Linked DNA regions of Homo sapiens: region 1 is linked to region 2. The links are chromatin loops, found by intact Hi-C in ENCODE. Cell type or tissue: heart right ventricle. All regions are shown on one strand. Links, peaks and the distances in the headings refer to the core of each region. The heading gives the core; the rest is flanking DNA.

Region 1 (9,978 bases), core at 935-8,934, 84 kb before region 2:
TGCAGTGGCACAATCTTGACTCACCGCAACCTCCAGCCTCTGCCTCCCGGGTTCAAGCAGTTGTCCTGCCTCAGCCTCCCAAGTAGCTGGGATTATAGGCGTGCACTGCCACACCTGGCTATTTTTTTTTTTTTTTTAAAGTAGCGACGGAATTTCTCCATGTTGGTTAGGCTGAACTCCTGACCTCAGGTAATTCGCCCTCCTCAGCTTCCCAAAATACTGGAATTACAGGTGTGAGCCACTGTACCTGGCCTCTAATACCCAAGTTTTTAAGGAACAATATTTCCAATTTTGGGGGGGCACACACATCTAATTTTTAAAATCTTCCCAGTTAGGGAATGGATATTTAAACTTTTCTGTTGTAATTTCAAAAACAGTGTGTTTAGTAGTATGTAGTAGAATAAATACATTGTACTAGTAATCAGATTCTGGCTCATTTTTCTTTTATCAGATCACTGAACTCTTGTGCTGTAGTTCCCCAACTGAAAATGAAAATACTGGATGTGTTAGTTTCTGAGGTTCTTGTTATAAAAGTGTAGTTATTCTAGGTTTTATTGGCATTTCTCTAATGCTGATAAAAGATTAAGATAATTTTGCTTGTAATACTATTCATATAAAAATAGAATTCATTTCAATATAAAATGAGTTAGACTTGGATTCTAAAGGGGCTTAGTCAGTGAATGACTAAAACAACCTTTATATAAGATGGTCTCATGTAGCAATCAATTTCAAGATCCATTCTCTAGGAGGCTGGGGAGGGGCGGGGGAGGGAAACAACCACCAAAAAATAACATTGTCTGACAACTTTGAGCTAAAATCCAGGATCTTAATTTGAGATTAATGTAAGAAATCTGTCAGGTATTTTTAAAAAGTAACTCATCACTATTTAGGAGTTGACTTTTTCTGTTGTAGCTTTCATTGAAGGACTATTGTTTTAGTCATTCTCTCCTAAATTCCTTTTCCTGAGACTAAAAGATTGAGCTCATACCTTTGCATAACGATCTGGAGAGTATTTTAAACTTGGCATGTTCAAACCTGGCAGACTCGATTAATATGTGGACAAACTAGCACATTAGAACATTTTTTAAGTTCCAAGCCATAAATGTTTTAAATGAACATGGGCATGTATAAAATTAATACTTAAGCCTTCAAATAGCACAGACTTTCAAAATGCCTGTTGCCTTGGGTGACTGATTTTCAGTGAGGCTCTCGCTTACCCTACACATTTCTTCCTCTGCGTGAAGCAGTGCCAGGCACAGAGTCAGGAGAGGGTTTGCTCCTTTGGCGCTCTACTACCCTCTGCTTTCGGCAGAGAAAAGGCTGCTGTTTTACTTCTTAAACTCCTACCATATGGAAAGCTTCTAAAAATAAACTTTGGATTTGTATTGGACTTCTAAATTTGTAACCTTCTTTATCCATGACTAAAGCCAATGTAAATACCTTTAGCTACTCTACATACAAAGCTGTGGCACCGTTTTAGTAAGAAAGATCACCAACCATAATATTTAAATTATCAACTGAATTAGTTTACCTTTCATTTATGTCTTAGTTGGCATGGATAAGGACCTGGTTGTGTTGTCAAGCAAAAACTAGTTGGTGGTTTTTAGTGAATCCACTTTAATTTTTTGTTCATGAATTGTTGGTGTAATTACGTAGCAGACGTATTCGTGAGAATGTAGAAGTACACTAGCTTTTGACACAACAGATTGTTTAAATGGATCGTTATTCACTTTGTAAATTCTGGTCAGTTGGGCCTTCTATCAGCAAGTATATAATGAGCACCTGTTACTTGCCAGGCACTGCTAGGTCTTGCGAGATACAAAGTTGTATAAAAGATGATTCTTGTTCAGACAAGTAAGAGAGAAAGGAAGAAGAAAACCTGGGGACAACCAAATGTTTTAACTGTGTTAACAGAGAAATAGATGCTATGAGAGCATGAGAGCATGGAGGAGAGATGAGTAGAGTAATAGTTGGCTTTTTTTTTTTGAGACAGAGTCTCACTCTGTTGCCTAGGCTGCTGGAGTGCAGTGGTGTGATCTCGGCTCATTGCAACCTCCACCTCCCAGGTTCAAGTGATTCTCATGCCTCAGCCTCCCGAGTAGCTGGGATTACAGGTGTGTACCACCACTCCGAGCTATTTTTTTGTTGTTGTTGTTTTTGAGATGGAGTCTCGCTCTGTTACCCAGGCTAGAGTGCAGCAGTGTGATCTTGGCTCACTGCAGCTTCTGCCTCTCGGGTTCAAGGATTCTTGTGCGTCATCCTCCGAGTACCTGGGACTACAGGTACGTGCCACCACGCCCAGCTAATTTTTGTATTTTGTATTTAGTACAGACAGGGTTTCACCATGTTGGCCAGGCTGTTCTTGAACTCCTGACCTCAAGTGATCCGCCCGCCTTGGCCTCCCAAAGTGCTGGGATTACAGGCGTGAGTCACTGCGCCCAGCCTAATTTTTGCATTTTTAGTAGAGATGGGGCCAGGCTGGTCTTGAACTCCTGGCCTCAAGTGATCCTCCCACCCTGGCCTCCCGAAGTGCTGGCCTTTTCATAGGTGTTCAGTTTGAGGGTATATGTAACCATATCTGTTGAGGTGGACTGCTTAAAAACCACAATTCATTTATTTAATTGGGAATTGTTTCTCTCCCCTCCTTTTTTGATAACAGTCAAACCTCTAAATTTATTTTCTTTTATCTTTCTTTCTTCTTCCAACTGAGCTACGGCACTCAGCCTCAGTTGTATCTTAAATAATAAAAATTATTTACAACAGAGGCTATTTTTTTTTGAGTGCCAGGATTAATGTTACCCGCCAGGGAAAAGAGAACATTCTAGGTAGTAGGAGAAACAGTAGAACTATCAAAGACAGTATGTTCTAGGAGGAAGTTTGGTGTGGGTAATGGGGAGGAGGAGGGACATTAGTGGCCAGAGAGCAAAGGCTTGTGAGACTGGGTGGGATCAGATTATGAAAGGCTTCAGGGCCAGGGAGATGGGAGAATTATGTGATCCCAGGAGGTTGAGGCTGCAGTGAGCTGTGATCATGCCACTGCACTCTAGCCTGGGCAACAGAGTGAGACCTTATCTCAAAAAAAAAAAAAAAAAAAAAAAAAGACTTTAGATATACCATTGATTCTGTCTCTGTTATGTCTTTGTTCTCTTTTCCTTGCCTGGAAAGACTTTCTCCACTCTTTGCTGATCTAACTTATTTTTAAAGGTCCAGCTTTAGAGCATCTCTTACGTAAAGCCTTCCTCTCTTTTCCCCAGAGCTTGCTGATTTTTTACTGTGAATGATTGCACAAAGAGGCTGTATTATGCCTCATAATAAGGACTTCCATTTCTTGAACTGTTTTTGTTTTGTCTTATCTGTCCAGTTAGTTTCTCAACTCCTTAAGGGAAGAGAATGAATCCTCTTCAGCACCTGGTATTAGTGCTCATCACATTGTGAGGACTCAAGAAGTAAATGATGAATGTAGAACACTTATACATACAAACCATTATGATAACCCACCTACGGTGGTAGAGATTGCCTATGTTTATTTAAAAGGCATTTCTCGGCCGGGCGCGGTGGCTCACACCTGTAATCCCAGCACTTTGGGAGGCTGAGGCAGGTGGATCACGAGGTCAGGAGATCGAGACCATCCTGGCCAACATGGTGAAACCCCGTCTCCACTAAAATACAAAAAAAAATAGCCCGACGTAATGGTGCACACCTGTAGTCCCAGCCTACTTGGGAGTCTGAGGCAGGGGAATTGCTTCAACCTGGGAGTCGGAGGTTGCAGTGAGCTGAGATTGCGCCATTGCATTCCAGCCCGGCGACAGAGCGAGACTCCTTGTCCAAAAAAAAAAAAAAAAAAAAAGGCATTTATCAACACCAATAAGAGCAGTTTTCAGAGGTATAGGACAATTGTCATTTGGATATAAGGATATAAAATGAGTTAATAAAAACACTTGTCTCATAGAGTTGTTGTGAGAATTAGTTTTAATATTTAAGTACTTGCAACAGTATCTAGCATATAGGAAGTGCCCAATCAGTGTTACCTATTATTTAACTCCACTTACATGGGCCTTTTTTTTTTTTTTTTTTTTAACCAGTGACAGAACTCTTAACACTGTTGTGTGCATGGAGAGGATTGAAAGGAGATAAGAAACAGCTTCTTACCTTTGAAACCAAACGCCTTTTAGGAATGGGAAGAACTGTTTATATTGCATGAACTTTTATTTTTCTGTTTGTGTTGTAGTGATCGGAGGGTATGGTTGGCATGGAATTGAATTTCATCTGTCTGTGGGAATTGTAAGCAAGGTAGGTCCCAGATTTATTTACTCTTCCCTCCCTCCTTTCCTAATGTGGTCGTTAGTATCTTCAATTGTACTGACCTAGAATAGATCAGATTTGACTATTGTTTGGGGAAACATTATCTTTTTCAGTCTCACTCATCGTGCCTCCTGATGGTCTGTCCTGTGGTTTAATGTTGTGGACTACATCTAGTATCTCATTAGAATGTAGAGAATGCTAAGAAACAACATAACCAATGTAAAATTTTGGTGGTCCTAGAACAGAACCATGAATTTACACATGTACCCACCCACACATACCCCTACCTCTTTAATCCAGTCCTTGAGGGCAGAAGTTTTTGTGTTGGAGCCATTATGTAAACCAATTTAGGGTGGTGGGTAATGGTAGGCTAGCTTATTCTGATCACTCTAAAAATCAGTAGCCTGTGTGAATGGTAGACTAAATGCAACAAAGGACCTGACTAGACAGTAGCCAGGCCATTACTGGCAACTGTAAATTTTGTTACTGATGACAGGATCTGTCCATCTGTAACCACTAGAGTTTGATTTGACACAACATGCTTTGTTCCTATCTTAAGCTCCTGGGCCTGAACAAAAGTACACCAGATAGAGCTTTGGCTTATGTATCTGTCTTATGTCAGGTGCCTGCAAAAAGAGCTATAGATGGCAGTTCACGCAGCTCTGCAAAACTATTTCTGTCAGAATATTTCCTGTCAAGGTAAAGGCTACTGCTAGTTCATGTAGTTCTAGTTTTCTACCACCATAAGTATGTTGAGATTCCCGTTGCTTATTGGTACAGGAGACCTGGCTCAGTTGCAGAGTAAACTTGACAGTCAAAACGGAACTCCCCAACCAGGAATCCTGTAAACTTGTGTGTGGGGTTCTATGGGTTGATGTCAGTCTGGACTCTTGCTGCATCTACACTTAGCACAGGTTCTTGAGACTGGCTTTCTCTCAGTCACAAAGAAGAGATTAGTACATTGCTACAGGGAAAAACAGTGTAGCCACTTCCTATAGCAGAAGGAACATGGCCTTGGAATTGACGCTGCTGTCTAGGAAGGAGGAGGAGACGGTAGATTAAAGTTAAACTTCTGTAAATGAATCCTTTGTCATCATCTAGTGGTCTGAATTTTCTGGGTGTGATCTGTGTGGTCAGTAAATTATCTTTTTTCTATTGTTCTACTTTTATATTGGGGTAATAAACTATTCCATGGAAATACTGTGTGATAAAATTAATGGAAAGTAAAGAAAGGTACCAACTTTTATTGAATTCCTGCTGGAGTTAGGCATTGTACTGTAAATTTTCATGTATGTTCTTTTACTGAAATATATCAAGTTCATTGATATTACAGCTTTTCAAGTCTAGGTGAATAATATTGTGACTCAGTGTCTTGAACTATTTATAATAGCCATTTAGAGGAAATAGAATTTTGTAGTGTTTTATGTTACTTCATTTGTTTTCTGGAGAAGGAAAGAATAATTATATGAGTTAATTTTTTTCTTTTTTTGGGGGCTTGCTACTGATTAGCCAAAGGCAGGGTGGAGACTGGCGGGTTTGAAATTAGAGACACCTGTGCTGTTTTGGGAAGTTGAGGCTCTTGACCTAGGATTTGCTGAAGTTGGTGCAGGAGAGGTCAGTGTAGGTTAATATTTTCAGAGCTCAAAGCAAGTGTGGATTGGGGTTGTTTATAGGTGCAGTTTTGCTTGATCTCTGTATCTGCAAATGGAGTAAAAAAGTACAGTACTGCTGTTTTGGGAAACTTCTGCAAAAGTCCCTGAGCCAATGCAAATTAATTTTCTTCAAAAATACCAAGAAAATTCCCCATTTGGCTGTTTCACCTGGTTGAGGGAATTGACTCTTGTCATTATGCTTGTAAAGAAATTACCAGGCTGGGTGTGGTAGTTCATGCCTGTAATTCCAGCACTTTGGGCGGCTGAGGTGGATGAATTGCTTGAATCCAGGAGTTTGAAACCAGCCTGGGCAACATGGTGAAATCCTGTCTCTACAAAAAACACCAAAAAAAATTAGCCAGGCATGGTGACATGTGCCTGTAGTCCCATTTGCTAGAGAGGCTGAGGTGGGAGGATTGCTTGAGCCTGGGAGGTAGAGGCTGTAGTGAGGTGTGATTGCATCACTGCATTCCAGCCTGGGTGACAGAGTGAGACCCTGTCTCCAAAAAAAAAAAAAGAAAAAAAAAATGTCCACAGATTTTTTTTTTTTTTTAAGTTAAGAGACAGGGTCTTGATTTATTACCCAGGCTGGAGTGCAGTGTGGAACATTTACAGTTCACTGTAGCCTTGACCTCCTGGGTTCGAGTGATCCTTCTGCCTCAGCCTCCGGAGTAGCTAGGACTGCAGGTGTGTGCCACCACGCCTGGCTAATTAAAAAAAATAATTTTTTTTTTTTTTTTTTTGTAGAGACTGAGGTCTCACTGTGTTGTCCGGGTTGGTCTTGAACTCCTGGCCTCAAGTAATTCTCCTACCCCGGCCTCCCAAAGTGTTGGGATTTACAGGCATGAGCCACCATGCCTGGCCCACACATTCTTTTAAAACAATTATAAATTTGATTTTCTGTTTTTAAATTTTCTCTTGAAATTCTTCTCTCATGGGAGATACCATCTCTATGTCTTTCAGTCATGCAGTAATTGGGGGTCAGAATAAATTGTTCAGCTCTTTCCTAGGTGATATGCAATTAAACTGAAGTCTTCCTTCTCCTTTGGACTTGTGCATATATCTATGAAAGAAGAAAATCTGGTTAAGAGCAGCAGAATTACCTGGAGATACTATACTGTCCTTTCAAGGGCTGAAATGGACACATTAACATTTCTTAATCTATGCATTTTTCCATTTTTATTTTTCTGTCTATTGAATGAATTACTGTACTTTTCCTCTTGGCCACTTCCTTTTTATGGTTTAGTGAGATAAACTTAATATAATTTTTCCTTCTTTGTTGAACAAATGTTAGTTCTTTAAAAATAACTTTGAGGTATAATTTATATACTACAGAATTTACCTGTTTGAAGTGTACAGTTTATTTTTAGTAATTTTGTGGAGATGTGCAACCATTACCCCACTCCAGTATTACATTTCCAATACCCCAGAAAGATCCCTTGTAAACACCATTTTTAAACTTCCTTTGAAGTAAGGCGCACATTTTATTAAGTTCTGCATCGGATTTAATCTTCCACTCATGAAGTTTTCCACCACTCTGCGTATTGCACGTCTTCTTTCCTCCTCTTCTTTATATATTAGTTTCTTATTACTGGTCAAACATACCACTCTTTTGTTATTTTTATTACATTTTCTCAACACTTTTTAAAAAGTGTAACCTTGAAAAGAAGGGATTTAGCTTTTATTCAAAGTTATTTTTTTCTTTGAAAGTTGTTATCTTTTTTTTTTTTTTTGAGACGGAGTCTCGCTCTTTTGCCCAGGCCGGAGTGGAAAGTTGTTATTTTATAATGCCTCAGGCCTCTCAGTAAGAGCTCGTTATTATTTCTGGGTTTTCTGTTCACTTCATTTGCTATTTATTTATTTATTTATTTATTTTGAGACGGAGTCTCGCTCTGTCGCCAGGCTGGAGTGCAGTGGCGCGATCTCAGCTCACTGCAGCCTCCACCTCCCAGGTTCAAGCAATTCTCCTGCCTCAGCCTCCTGAGTAGCTGGGACTACAGGCGCGTGCCACCACGCCCGGCTAATTTTTTGTATTTTTTTGGTAGAGACGGGGTTTCACCATGTTGGCCAGGATGGTCTTGATTTCTTGACTTTGTGATCTGCCTGCCTTGGCCTCCTAAAGTGGTGGGGTTACAGCTGTGAGCCACCGTGCCCAGCTGCTATTTATTTATTTTTAAAGGGAATAATTTATTGGTTATTTCTTGTGTGTGTATACAGACTAGGTATTAGCTGATTTGGAGAATTCTGCTCTGTGCATAAGTATTCAGATACTCAGTAAAAGATGTGAATATTGTCATACACTTGAGCTTTTCCTTTTTTTTTTTTTTTTCTTTTTTTGAGACAGAGTCTTGTTCTGTTACACAGGCTGGAGTGCAATGGTGTGATCTTGGCTCACTGCAGCCTCCGCCTCCGCCTCCTGGGTTCAAGCAATTCTCGTGCCTCAGCCTCCTGAGTAACTGGGATTACAGGTGTGTGCCACTATGCCCGACTAATTTTTGTATTTTTAGTAGAGACGGGGTTTCACCATGTTGGCCAGGCTGGTCTCAAACTCCTAACCTCGTGACCCACCCACCTCGACCTCCCAAATTGCTGGGATTACAGGTATGAGCCACCGCGCCCGGCTACACTGGAGCTTTTTAAAGGCTTACCTACCATGTTGGTTTGTCTCATTAATGATGATGTTAAATCTCATCATTGGTTGAGTTCCTGTCTGCCAGATTTATCCATTGTAAACTGTCTTTTCCCCTTAGTGATACATAATCTATACAGCCATACTAATTATTTACTTTTGATATCTCTTGTACAGAAGTGCCATGTAGTTGTCGTAGTAGCAATACATCTTCTTAGAGCAACAAACTAACCTGGCTAACAGTGTTTAAAAATTGAGTATTATGTGGAAGACAGTATGCAAAAAATGCAAAAAAATGAAGTTCAGAATTCATTTAATTTAAGCTTCTTTGTAATGTGAAGTTTTTTTTTTTTTTTTTCGAGACGGAGTCTCGCTCTGTCTCCCAGGCTGGAGTGCAGTGGTACGATCTCAGCTCACTGCAACCTCCGCCTCCCGGGTTCAAGCGATTCTCCTGCCCCAGCCTCCTGAGTAGCTGGGATTACAGGTGTGTGCCACCATGCCTGGCTAATTTTTGTATTTAGAGATGGGGTTTCACCATGTTGGTCAGGCTGGTCTTGAACTTCTGACCTTGTGATTCGCCTGCCTCGGCCTCCCAAAGTGCTGGGATTAAAGGTGTGAGCCACCGTGCCCGGCCTTGTAATATGAATTTTTAAGTGCAGAGTTTAAATACAGTTGCTTAAGAGCCTTGGGACGCAAATTTAGTTTTCCTTGGGTCATAAGGAATTTTTGTTGACAACCTTTTCACAGTTGTACTTTAGTAGACATTATTAGCATGTAGTAGACATTATTAACATTTTTCATAGTTTTCAGACAAGTTCTTTCCTGCTTTTAAAATTCCTTCCTCCAGTCTTCTCATGTATCCCTTGGAACAATACAGCTCTTACTGAGGGGTCTGGAGTTATCTGGGTTTGAACCCTGGCTCAGCAGTTACTTAACCTCTCTGTACTTCACTATTCTCCTTTGTAAAATAGAATAGTAATACCTCATACGTTTTTATGAGGATTAAATAGGCATTTGGCACTTTTGTTGGTCACAGATGTTCAGTAAGCCTGTATATTATTCTCAGTCTGATAACACTTGTCACATAGTAGGCAGTGATTTTTTCCTTTATAAGCTGTACATGTATACATAAACATATAAATGTAGCTCATAGATGTTGCTCAAGGAAATAATCATAGACATTCCTGCTGTAATTGTCTCTGTCACAATCTTGGGGGGAGATTTAGATTCACTTTTTTAGGATACTTGTAGGATCCATATGTTAACCATACACCCCCCAACCATGTCTACATTTGCTGCATATTACTTTGAATATAAGATTTCGGCACTGCGTAGTGCTATGAAAAAAATGGTAAATATTATTTCTACCTCAGACTATATGATCTTTTTTTTTCC
Region 2 (9,978 bases), core at 973-8,972:
CAAAAAAAAAAAAAAAAGGAAGAAATATTGGAGAAATTGAGGAGAAACCATTTCATTCTGTGTCCAGGTCCTTCAACCCAACTATTTCTCCAAAGAAATGTTTCCCTGAAGAGCATGTACAAACCGTTCCTTTGTAAGAGGTAGGAAGGGCTGGGCGTGGTGGCTCACATCTGTAATCTCAGCACTTTGGGAGGCCGAAGCGGGTGGATCACTTGAGGTCAGGAGTTTGAGACCAGCCTGGCTAACATGGTGAAACCCTGTCTCCACTAAAAAAAAACATACAAAAATTACCCGGGCATGGTGGCTTGCATCTATAATCCCAGCCACTCAGGAGGCTGAGGCAGAGAATTGCTTGAACCCGGGAGGTGGAGCTTGCAGTGCACCAAGTTCATGCCATCGCACTCCAGCCTGGGCGACAGAGTGAGACTCTGACTCAAAAAAAAAAAAAAAAAATGTAGGAGGGACATTTTTGTTTTTGGCCATCTGTAACTCCCCCCTCCCCACCATTCATTTTAAGAAACATGATTCTCAATTCTTAGGAAATTATAAAGATATATAAACCACAGTTTTCATATCCACATTCCTGAATGGATACACCTCTCCCCAGAGTTGAATCAGAGGTTTCTCTTTTTAACTTTTATTATTTATTTATTTATTTAATTATGTATTTATTTGTAGAGATGGGATCTTGCTCTGTTGCCCAGGCTGGAGTGCAGTGGCGTGATCTTGGCTCACTGCCAACCTGGGTTCAAGCGATTCTCTTGCCTCAGCCTCCCGAGTACATGGGACTGCAGGTACATGCCACCATGTCTGGCTAATTTTTTTGTATTTTTTAGTAGAGATTGGGTTTTGCCGTATTAGCCAGTCTGTTCTCTATCTCTTCACCTCACTCAGGTGATCTGCCTGCCTCGGCCTCCCAAAGTGTTGGGATTACAGGTGTGAGCCACCGTGCCCGGCCTCTTTTTAACTTAAAAAAAAAAAATTATTACTTTAACTAGAGACAGGCTCTCACTATGTTGCCCAGGCTGGTCTCAAACTCCTGGCTCAAGTGATTCTTCTGCCTCAGCCTCCCAAAAATGCTAGGATTACAAATGTGAGCCATCACGCCCAGCCCAAAAGTTGTCTCTTATTAAGGAGCTAGCACATATTTAAAAGCACTACATATTTTGCCTTACTGATTAGTGATTTTATTTTTTTATTAATGTACTTAGTTTTGTTCAGGATTTGGAGATCATTGTGGCATATTTAAGTCAAAGGACTCATTTTTTTTTTTAAATGGCAAGCATTTTGTCTTTTCCTTTTCTTTTTCTTTTTTTTTTTTTTTTGAGATGGAGTCTTCGCTCTTGTTGCCCAGGCTGCAGTGCAATGGTGTGATCTTGGCTCACTGCAACCTCTGCCTCCTGGGTTTAAGTGATTCTCCTGCCTTAGCCTCCCAAATAGCTGGGATTACAGGCACACACCACCATGCCCAGCTAATTTTTGTATTTTTAGTAGAGATGGGGTTTCACCATGTTGGCCAGGCTGGTCTCGAACTCCTGATCTCAGGTCATCCACCCGCCTTGGCCTCCTAAAGTGGTGGGATTACAGGCGTGAGCCACCGTGCCAGGCCTGCAAGAAGTTTAACAGCTCAAACTCAAACCAAGAGTGTTAGTGTTTTAATATTTCTGCTTCTTGTCCGTTAATTCTTACCTCCTGCATCTCAGAATACTTCTAAGGTTTCTAAGATTGACACTTTTTGTGAGAGATTTGGTACTCCTGAACACTTTTGGCTTAGACTACTCAGTTTCAAAAATTGTTTTCATAAGCTCATCAGATGGCTTTAAACTTGGTGTGGTGGTAGTGGGATGAAAGTGCCACAAACAGACTCACTCCTTGTAAAACTTTCCTTTCTTCTAATTATTTTGTTACTTTAAGCTTTCTAAATTGTCTGTGTTACCTAGAAATTTCTTTTCATAGCAAAATAGTTACATAAAATAAAATTTAGAGAATTTATAGTTTAACAAATGTTCATAACTAATCATGATAAAGATGGATCAGTTAAAGTTTACAAATTACTTTTAAGATGCACATTGCGAAGTGGTGGTGTTATGGGTATGAATTTCTTAGCTTTTCAGGATGTCATCCTTTTAGCCCTGTAGCTAAAACTCAAGAGGCTACATGTTCAACCATAAAACATTAGCCTCTGCCAACATTACATCAGCTCCACAAAACCTCACTGGCTAATTATCCCTTGGGACTAGGACATGGATTTGGCAGCTTGTGAAAGCTGCTTTTTCCAATTTCTCCCTTACTGGCTGTGACATATCCCAAAGGAATGAAGTTGAGAAATAATCATCTTTCGAAAGCTCTCAACCTCTCATTCCCACAGTGGTTCTCATGGTTAGGGATAGATGATCCTTTCTTCCACTTGAGGAATCCCTTTAGCTTATGATGTATTCTTTCAGTAGTAACCAAGGTACCCTGAGTGGAAGGATGATGGCAAGGATCCTCATTAGGTATGTTTCTAGGTGATTGTCTATAAGGAATTTAATGCTTCTGTTAGGATCTTCTTTATATTACCAAAATTGAAGAAGCTGGAAGACCAGCATTGGGACCCATGTGTGGTTATCATCTGTGTCCATTGACATTTGCTGTAAGAATTAGTATTGCTCATTTAACATCTCCTTTTGATGAGCACCTGTAAAACAACTTTTTTGAGGACACTCTTGGATAGCAAAAAGAACTGTATGATCTTAATCTCTTTTAGCCTCAGTTTATTTATCCTAAAATAAAGATATGGTACTTGGCCTTATTTTCCTCACAAGGGACCGTAAGGATGGAAGGAGATGACACATATGAACTAATTTCATAGTGACCTACTAGTCACCCTATATAGTGGGCCCATTCTAGGCCTCATCTCACCTGTTCTATGTTCCCTCCTCGTTCTGTACTACTCAGGATTTTTCACATAATCTTGGTTCACCTAAGCATAAAATAAATATATTGGAAAAGTATTGGATAGTGCACAGCCTTAAAAGGAAGGCTGGATAACACAGTTCAGAAAATGAGCAGAAACTGAGTGAGGCAAGACATAGTAAAGACCATGTAATGGGATCAGTTGGCTGAGGACTCTCTCTAGCACTGCTTGCTGGACCTTCTCTGCCACTGCTGCTGGCCTGGTCTCCCATGAACATCTGTTACTACTGGCACTGCCACCAGTAGGCACTTGCCACAGTGCCATGAATAATTTCTGATTATATTTTCCACCTTTGTGTTATTCTTTCAATATTCAAAGATCTACATAGGAGGATCTGATTGACTTGGGTTATATATTTGTGAACTAGATGCCAGGGAACAGAGAGAGGGAATTTCTGTTACTGTCAGTTCCTGTAGTGGGAAAAGGTGACTGCCTTTCCCCGTCTTAGAATTTCCTCCAAATAGGAAAGGTATTCACATGTGATACGTGTATATGTATCTATATCCCTGACCTGTTTACTGAGTTCTAGATTCAGTTAATCCACTAATTCTTCCCACCTGGACATCTAAATGACTAGTGTGCACTTAAAACTGATATCGCCATTCTCAGTGACTACTCCCAACCTGCATTCCCTAATTTATAGTGCCAGTTGCCCTAGCCAGAAAATTAGGAGTCAGTCTCAATTCCTCCTTTCTTGTTGTACTTGTCATATCTATTTGACTTGTGAGTTCTCTAGATTTTACCTCTACCTTGACTTCTTATATTTTGTCTCTCTGCCCTATATCATATTGTCAGCATTTTTCTCTGTGGTTTCAGGGGACTTGTTATTGGGCTCCCTGGCTATAGTTCAACTCTCCTCCAATCTGTCCATTCAGCTGCCAAGATACTTTCGCTAACTACCAATTCTAATCATTTTCTTTCTCCTGCTCAGAATTCTTCCATTTCTTGTGGGGTAAAACTTAAGCTATTTTATTTGTCTGGTCTCTGACTATGTGGTTATCTCATATCACTTCCAAACTCACAGTCCCCAGCAGTACTGACCAGCTTTTGGTTCCCAGAACACTTCGTGCTTTTTTTAAAAAAAGCACATATATTCCTTTGCATATAACCGTTAGTCTTTCTGCTTGCCAGCCTTCTGGCCTCACTTCAAGGGCTGTCTCTTCTGAGATGTGTGCTGTCTTTGATTCCCCCAGAAACTTCGGTGCCCCTTCTGCTGTGCTCTCCTTATGTTTACTGCATACCACCAAAGACTGATTGTTTGCTGCATTTTCATTCCTAGCAGGTCTCATTGTTAGAAGTATGGCCCCTTTAAAGCAGGGGTGGTATCCAATTTCTGTATTGCCAGTTCCTAACACATAGCAGGTACATAATAATTTTTATTTAATGATTCAGTGAAAGCACTTTGAGAAGTAAAGCACTGTACACATGATATTTTCATCACTGGCATTTTCTTGTAAGCATTTAGGACCTTTTGAACTCTAAAATTCTGTTTTGTATTAATCTGTTTCTGGAGAACATTTCGGGTTTTATTTCAATCAATTATTTATCTGCAGGTGGCCAGAGGTTCAAGAACCCTACCAGCCCCTCACATGAGCTTGCCTTCTTTGTGATCAGCCTTATATATTCCTTCACCGAGAAGTTGCTTAAATGTACTTTCCTTTAGTTTTCCCGGCCTCTCACCTAATGTACATTTTAATCCTGAATCATGATTTGCTTAATGTGTGACACCATTCCTTACCCCCAGCCACTAATTCAATCACTTTACTTTAGTTGTCCTAGTTATTGTAAATTATACAGTGGCTGGGACCTTACACTGTATTGGTACTCCAGAGACTATCTAGAGAATCTGGAGACATATCTGTCAATTTGACTGGATTGCTGGTTCTGCAATTCTTTTTCTCTCATCCCACAGCTCTCATTTGGGTTCTGTACTCCCACTGGGGGCCTTGGCAGAGCAAACAGTATTAACTTCACTTTTTTTTTTTTTTTAAAGTACTTGGCTGCTGTTTCTTGATTTACTGCAGTGGGAAGAATACGTTTTGATTTTTTTTTTTTTTCTTGTTCCTCCCTCTGAGGGAGCCTGCGTCATTGAGAAATGTTTAACCTCATGGCCTTGCACTGGGGCTGGAAATTTGCCTAAGGGAACTTGAAGTTGGCAGTATTTTTTCTCAAATTCCTCCTTATGAGGAGGGGGATTTCAGCAAGACCTGCCCAAACAGGAAGATGTTGGGAAATTTTTAGTAGCAAAGCTGTTGCCATTAGATTACTGAAAGTATTTGAAGAGTTTTCTGGAGATAAACTTAGGTATTTTGAATTTCCACTAGGAGAAAGCAGTAGCTTCTATCAGGTATAAACAAAAATTCAGGCCGAGAAACTTAGCTTTTCAGTTGTGTGGTATGTTGTTATCAGAAAACTTTGACCAGCTGGATGAGAAAGAGAAGCTCACCAGAAAGTTTAGAAACTCTCACTTAGGGAAAATAGCCTTAGGCTGAGGCAAACCTCTTTCGGCTATGGGGAGAATTTGGCTTTTTATCAATCCTGGATTATCCTAAGAGTAGGTCATAACAGGGATATTTTTGACAAATCTTTCTTTCAAATACTTAATGATATTGGCATTATATTCTGTGTACAAAATACTTAGTTGACACAAACAAGATATTTGCCCAGTAAGAGTTAGAATGGATGATCTTTTGTGCCCAAAAGTGATTTCCCTAATAGGGGAAGGTGTGAACCAGGAAATATTTAGAATGTGACCACCTCTGCTTATTTTAATCTTTGTATCACAGATGAGGAAAAGTTGTATAGTTGTTTGCCAGTATGAAATGATAAGCTGAGCAGGCACTGGACCCTGGCAAAGGAAGAATTGTATAGTTAAACAATTTGTGGCAGCTTTGTGACTTCCTCGAAAATTGGAAATAATTACTCAGTACTAAATACAAATACAAGCATTCCTGCCCACTCTAAAAGATACTGTCTACCATCTTTTCTTTCTGTGCAATGTATTTTCTGCTGTTAGCATGGATGTTTGAGGGTTGAGCTGTTGATACCAGCACCTTGTTAAAAGCTACCGTGAACACAAAGCATATGATAATCTTAGAAACCAAGTTCTTTTTTTTTTTTTTTTGGTAGAGGCAGAGTCTCGCTATGTTGCCCAGGCTGGTCCTGAGCTCAAGTGATTCTCCTGTTTTGGCCTCCAAAATTGTTGGGATTACAGGTGTGAGCCACCATGCCCAGCCAGAAGCCAGACTCTTACTTTGCAAAAAAAAAAGTACCCTCAAACCACAGTTACAATGGAAAGAACATATTACTAACATTCTTCCACCTTAAAGAAACTTCCAATTGAGAGACAACCTCAACTGTGAGGCCAAAGATTTCAGTATGAACAGAATACATTATATCCATAGAAAGTGGTAATGAGTCTAAATGAATCCTTTTTTTTTTTTTTTTTTTTTTTTTTTGAGAGACGGAGTCTGTCTCTGTTGCCCAGGCCGGAGTGCACTGGCATGATCTCAGCTCACTGCAACCTCTGCTTCCCGAGTTCAAACAATTCTCCTGCCTCAGCCTCCTGAGTAGCTGAAATTACAGGCATGCACCACCACGCCCAGCTAGTTTTTTTGTACTTTTAATAGACGTGGGGTTTCACCATGTCGGTCAGGCTGGTCTTGAACTCCTGACCTCAAATGATCTGCCCGCCTCGGCCTCCCAAAGTGCTGGAATTACAGGCATGAGCCACTGTGCCCAGCACGTAAATAAATCTTATTGGGAATAGACAAACACATTTTTTCACATCCTATCAGCATCTGTGATTTATTTGAATTTTTGTTGTTTACTTAATCAAATTGGGGACGAATCTAATTGTCTTCAATTGCTGCTAGGAGAAACTTATGTTTCCCTAGAAGCCACTGTGCTAATCTTAGTAACAGCACCTGTGCCCAGGTACTGTTCTACGTACTTTATATATAAATCAACTCCTTTTTTTTTTTTTTTTTTTTTTTTTTTGAGGTGGAGTCTTGCTCTCTCTTGCTCTGTTTCCCAGGCTGGAGTGCAGTGGCTTGATCTCGGCTCACTGCAACCTCTGCCTCCCGGGTTCAAGCAATTCTCATTCCTCAGCCTTCCTGGTAGCTGGGACTACAGGTGTGTGTCACCATGCCTGGATAATTTTTGTATTTTTAGTAGAGACGGGGTTTCGCCATGTTGGTCAGGCTGGTCTCTAATTCCTGACCTCGTGATCCACCCACCTTGGCCTAAGGTGCTGGGATTACAAGCGTGAGCAACTGCATCTGGCCTAAATCAACTTCTTTAGTCCTTGAAATAACCCAGTGGTTCTTAATCTAGGACAATTTTTTTTTTTCTTTCAGAGAGGGCCTTGCTCTGTCACACAGGTGGGAGTGCAGTGGCACCGTCATAGCTCACTGCAGCCTTGACAGGCTCAAGTGATCCCCCCACCTCAGCCTCTCTAATAGCTAGGACTGCAGGCACCCTTCTAATTTTTTGTATTCTTTTTAGAGACAGGATTTTGCCATGTTACCCAGGCTGGTCTCGAACTCCTGGGCTTAAGTGAGCCCTGGCGCCCAGCTGGGAAGTTTGTTTGTTTCTTTTTTTTTTCTTTTTGACATAGGGTCTCACTCTGTCACCCAGGCTGGAGTGCAGTGGTGCAATCACTGCTCACTGCAGCCTCGAACTCTCAGGCTCAAGTAATTATCCTGCCTCAGCCTCTGAAGTAGCTGGGACTGCAGATGCATGCCACCACGCCTGGCTAATTTTTTGTATTTTTTGTAGAGATGGGGTTTTGCCTTGTTGCCCAGGTTGGTCTCAAATTCCTGCACTGAAGTGATCCACTTGCCTGGTCTCCCAAATTGCTGGTTTTACACGTTTGAACCACCATGCCTGGCCAAAGGAGAAGTTTCTAAGATTGTAGTATGCTTCTCTTGGGGCATAGCAGCTTTTAACAAGGTGCCATTGGAGACCGTAATGTATCCTAGTCAGAATTCACCAACCATAATAAGCAGAATCAGCATTTCTTATATGTGGTCATTGAAGAATTAAAATAATGGTGTATTCAGCAATATTTCATTGACATATTTTATAGAGCACTTTTTGTGTGTCACATGTGCTTGCTGGTAGCTAGTACACTCGGTTAGCTGTTTGCTAATAGTATTATGCTACTATATTTTTAAACTCTCCTTAAACAGTGAAAATGGTGATAAATGGGGGTCATTAGTTTTAGAGACATGGTATATAGAAAAACAGTAGTTGATAAATGCAGCAGTCAGAATGAGCTAGTTGAATAAAGTCATGATTCATCACCCCCCCATTTAGAGAATTATTATTTGCCTAAGATTCTTAACAAGTAGGTTGGAATAAGTCCCTGAACATCCAACCTCGTTGGGCACTGAAGAAGCCACATCTCCTTCAAATGCCAGTGAGACGTAGATTGTAAGATATTGGGGATAAATACCACAGTTTCTTAATAGTAAAGAGCTGGGTGTTCAGTTCCCATTAATATGTAAATATTGCATAAAACTGAGTTATGCTGGGAAGTATAAGTGTGCATCTGTGCACAATCTTATTTTCTAGACTACTTGGCAAATTACCTTACTGCAGAGATCATTTTTGTGGGGAAGTTCACTACAGTGGGAAGCAGATCACATTCAAGAAGGGATTATATTTTATATACTATATTTTATCAAAGAATTGGTGTCATAATGCACTTTATTTATTTTTTTTTGAGATAAGAGTCTCGCTCTGTCGCCCAGGCTGGAGTGGCTGGAGTGCAGTGGCACAATCTCGGCTCACTGCAAGCTCCGCCTCCCGGGTTCACACCATTCTCCTGCCTCAGCCTCCCAAGTAGCTGGGACTATAGGCGCCCGCTACCATGCCCGGCTGATTTTTTTGTATTTTTAGTAGAGACAGGGTTTCACCGTGTTAGCCAGGATGGTCTCGATCTTCTGACCTGTTGATCCACCTGCCTTGGCCTCCCAAAGTGCCTGGATTACAGGTGTGAGCCACCGCGCCTGGCCAATGCACTTTAATAATATAATCTATGTTATATCTACTTTTTCTTTATAATTGTCTTAGTTCATTTTGTGCTGCTGCAACAGAATACCTGACACTGGGTAATTTATTAAGAACAGAAATTTATCTCTCATAGTTCTAGAGGCTGAGAAGTCCTAAGATCAAGGAACCAGCAGGTTTGGTTGTCTTGTGAGGGCTGCATCCTCTGCAGGGGAAGAAGAACGCTGTGTCCTCATATGGCATAAGGCAGAAGGGCAAGCCACCCGAAAGCTGTGTGAAGCCTCTTTAATAAGGGCTTTAATCCCATTCATGAGGGAGGTTCCCTCATAGCCTAATCATCTTTTAAAGGCCTCACCTCCTAATACTATCACGTTGACAACTCCTGAATTTTGGAGGGGACATATTCAAACCATGGCATTACTTATTGAACAGTAAGATTAGCTACCATGTATTGACTACTTCTCTTGTATCGGGCACTTTAAGTAGTTATGTCATTTAACTCCAATAGCAATTCTTTAAGATAAGTAAAATTTTACTTTGCAAGAAACTGGAACCTAGCTGATAAATGCTGAAGTTAGAGTTTAAACCCTTGACCTCAAAACACCTGACTATTAAGCCATGTAGTCTCTTGATTAGATACAGTATGAGAGAGGATGGATAAGACTCATAGATAATTTTTTAACTTCATTTTGACATAAATGTCGATCCCTACAGTCTAGATGTTATCGTTAGCAGGGGCTAATTTTGAGTTTGAGGTCTTTCCATTTCCCTTTGCCTGAAAGTTGGCAATGATGATAAATTACTAAGAATTCAGTAATTTGTGAGCATCTGTTGAAAGACAGTGGACTAGATGCTGTGAGTATCTGATAATGTTTATTGAGTATCCATTGCATAGAGCTCTGTTTTATTTTGTGGCCAAAAAAAGTAAACAACATGGCTAATCCTTTTCCTCAAAGAGCTTAGCATTCGGTTGGGGATAGATATAGTCATTATGCTACAAAATAAGA

The links. A loop is a pair of places that touch in the nucleus more often than their neighbours do. Peaks named below come from ENCODE experiments on the same cell type or tissue, not always from the same donor. Only the 100,000 strongest peaks of a DNase experiment are listed, where the experiment ranks them.
Region 1: a loop joins it to region 2, with 2.0 times the contacts of the local background. A loop is called at or near these places in 7 of 110 quality-filtered maps.

Annotation. Positions count from the first base shown.
Region 1 is chr22:40,588,986-40,598,963 of GRCh38, reverse strand. MRTFA (myocardin related transcription factor A) reads left to right here. Exons shown (of 15, transcript NM_020831.6): 2 at 4,229-4,290. Among named protein-coding and RNA genes, the nearest start is that of MRTFA, 43 kb to the left of the region's middle. RefSeq lists enhancers at 4,390-4,599, 5,180-5,379 and a silencer at 5,225-5,519. In heart right ventricle, for the core only: no CTCF peak of the experiment used is centred there; no DNase peak of the experiment used is centred there; H3K27ac peaks cover 798 bases.
Region 2 is chr22:40,504,950-40,514,927 of GRCh38, reverse strand. All of the region lies in intron 3 of MRTFA (myocardin related transcription factor A), which reads left to right. Among named protein-coding and RNA genes, the nearest start is that of MRTFA-AS1, 12 kb to the left of the region's middle. RefSeq lists an enhancer at 3,799-4,343. In heart right ventricle, for the core only: no CTCF peak of the experiment used is centred there; a DNase peak (open chromatin) is centred at 5,000; H3K27ac peaks cover 6,673 bases.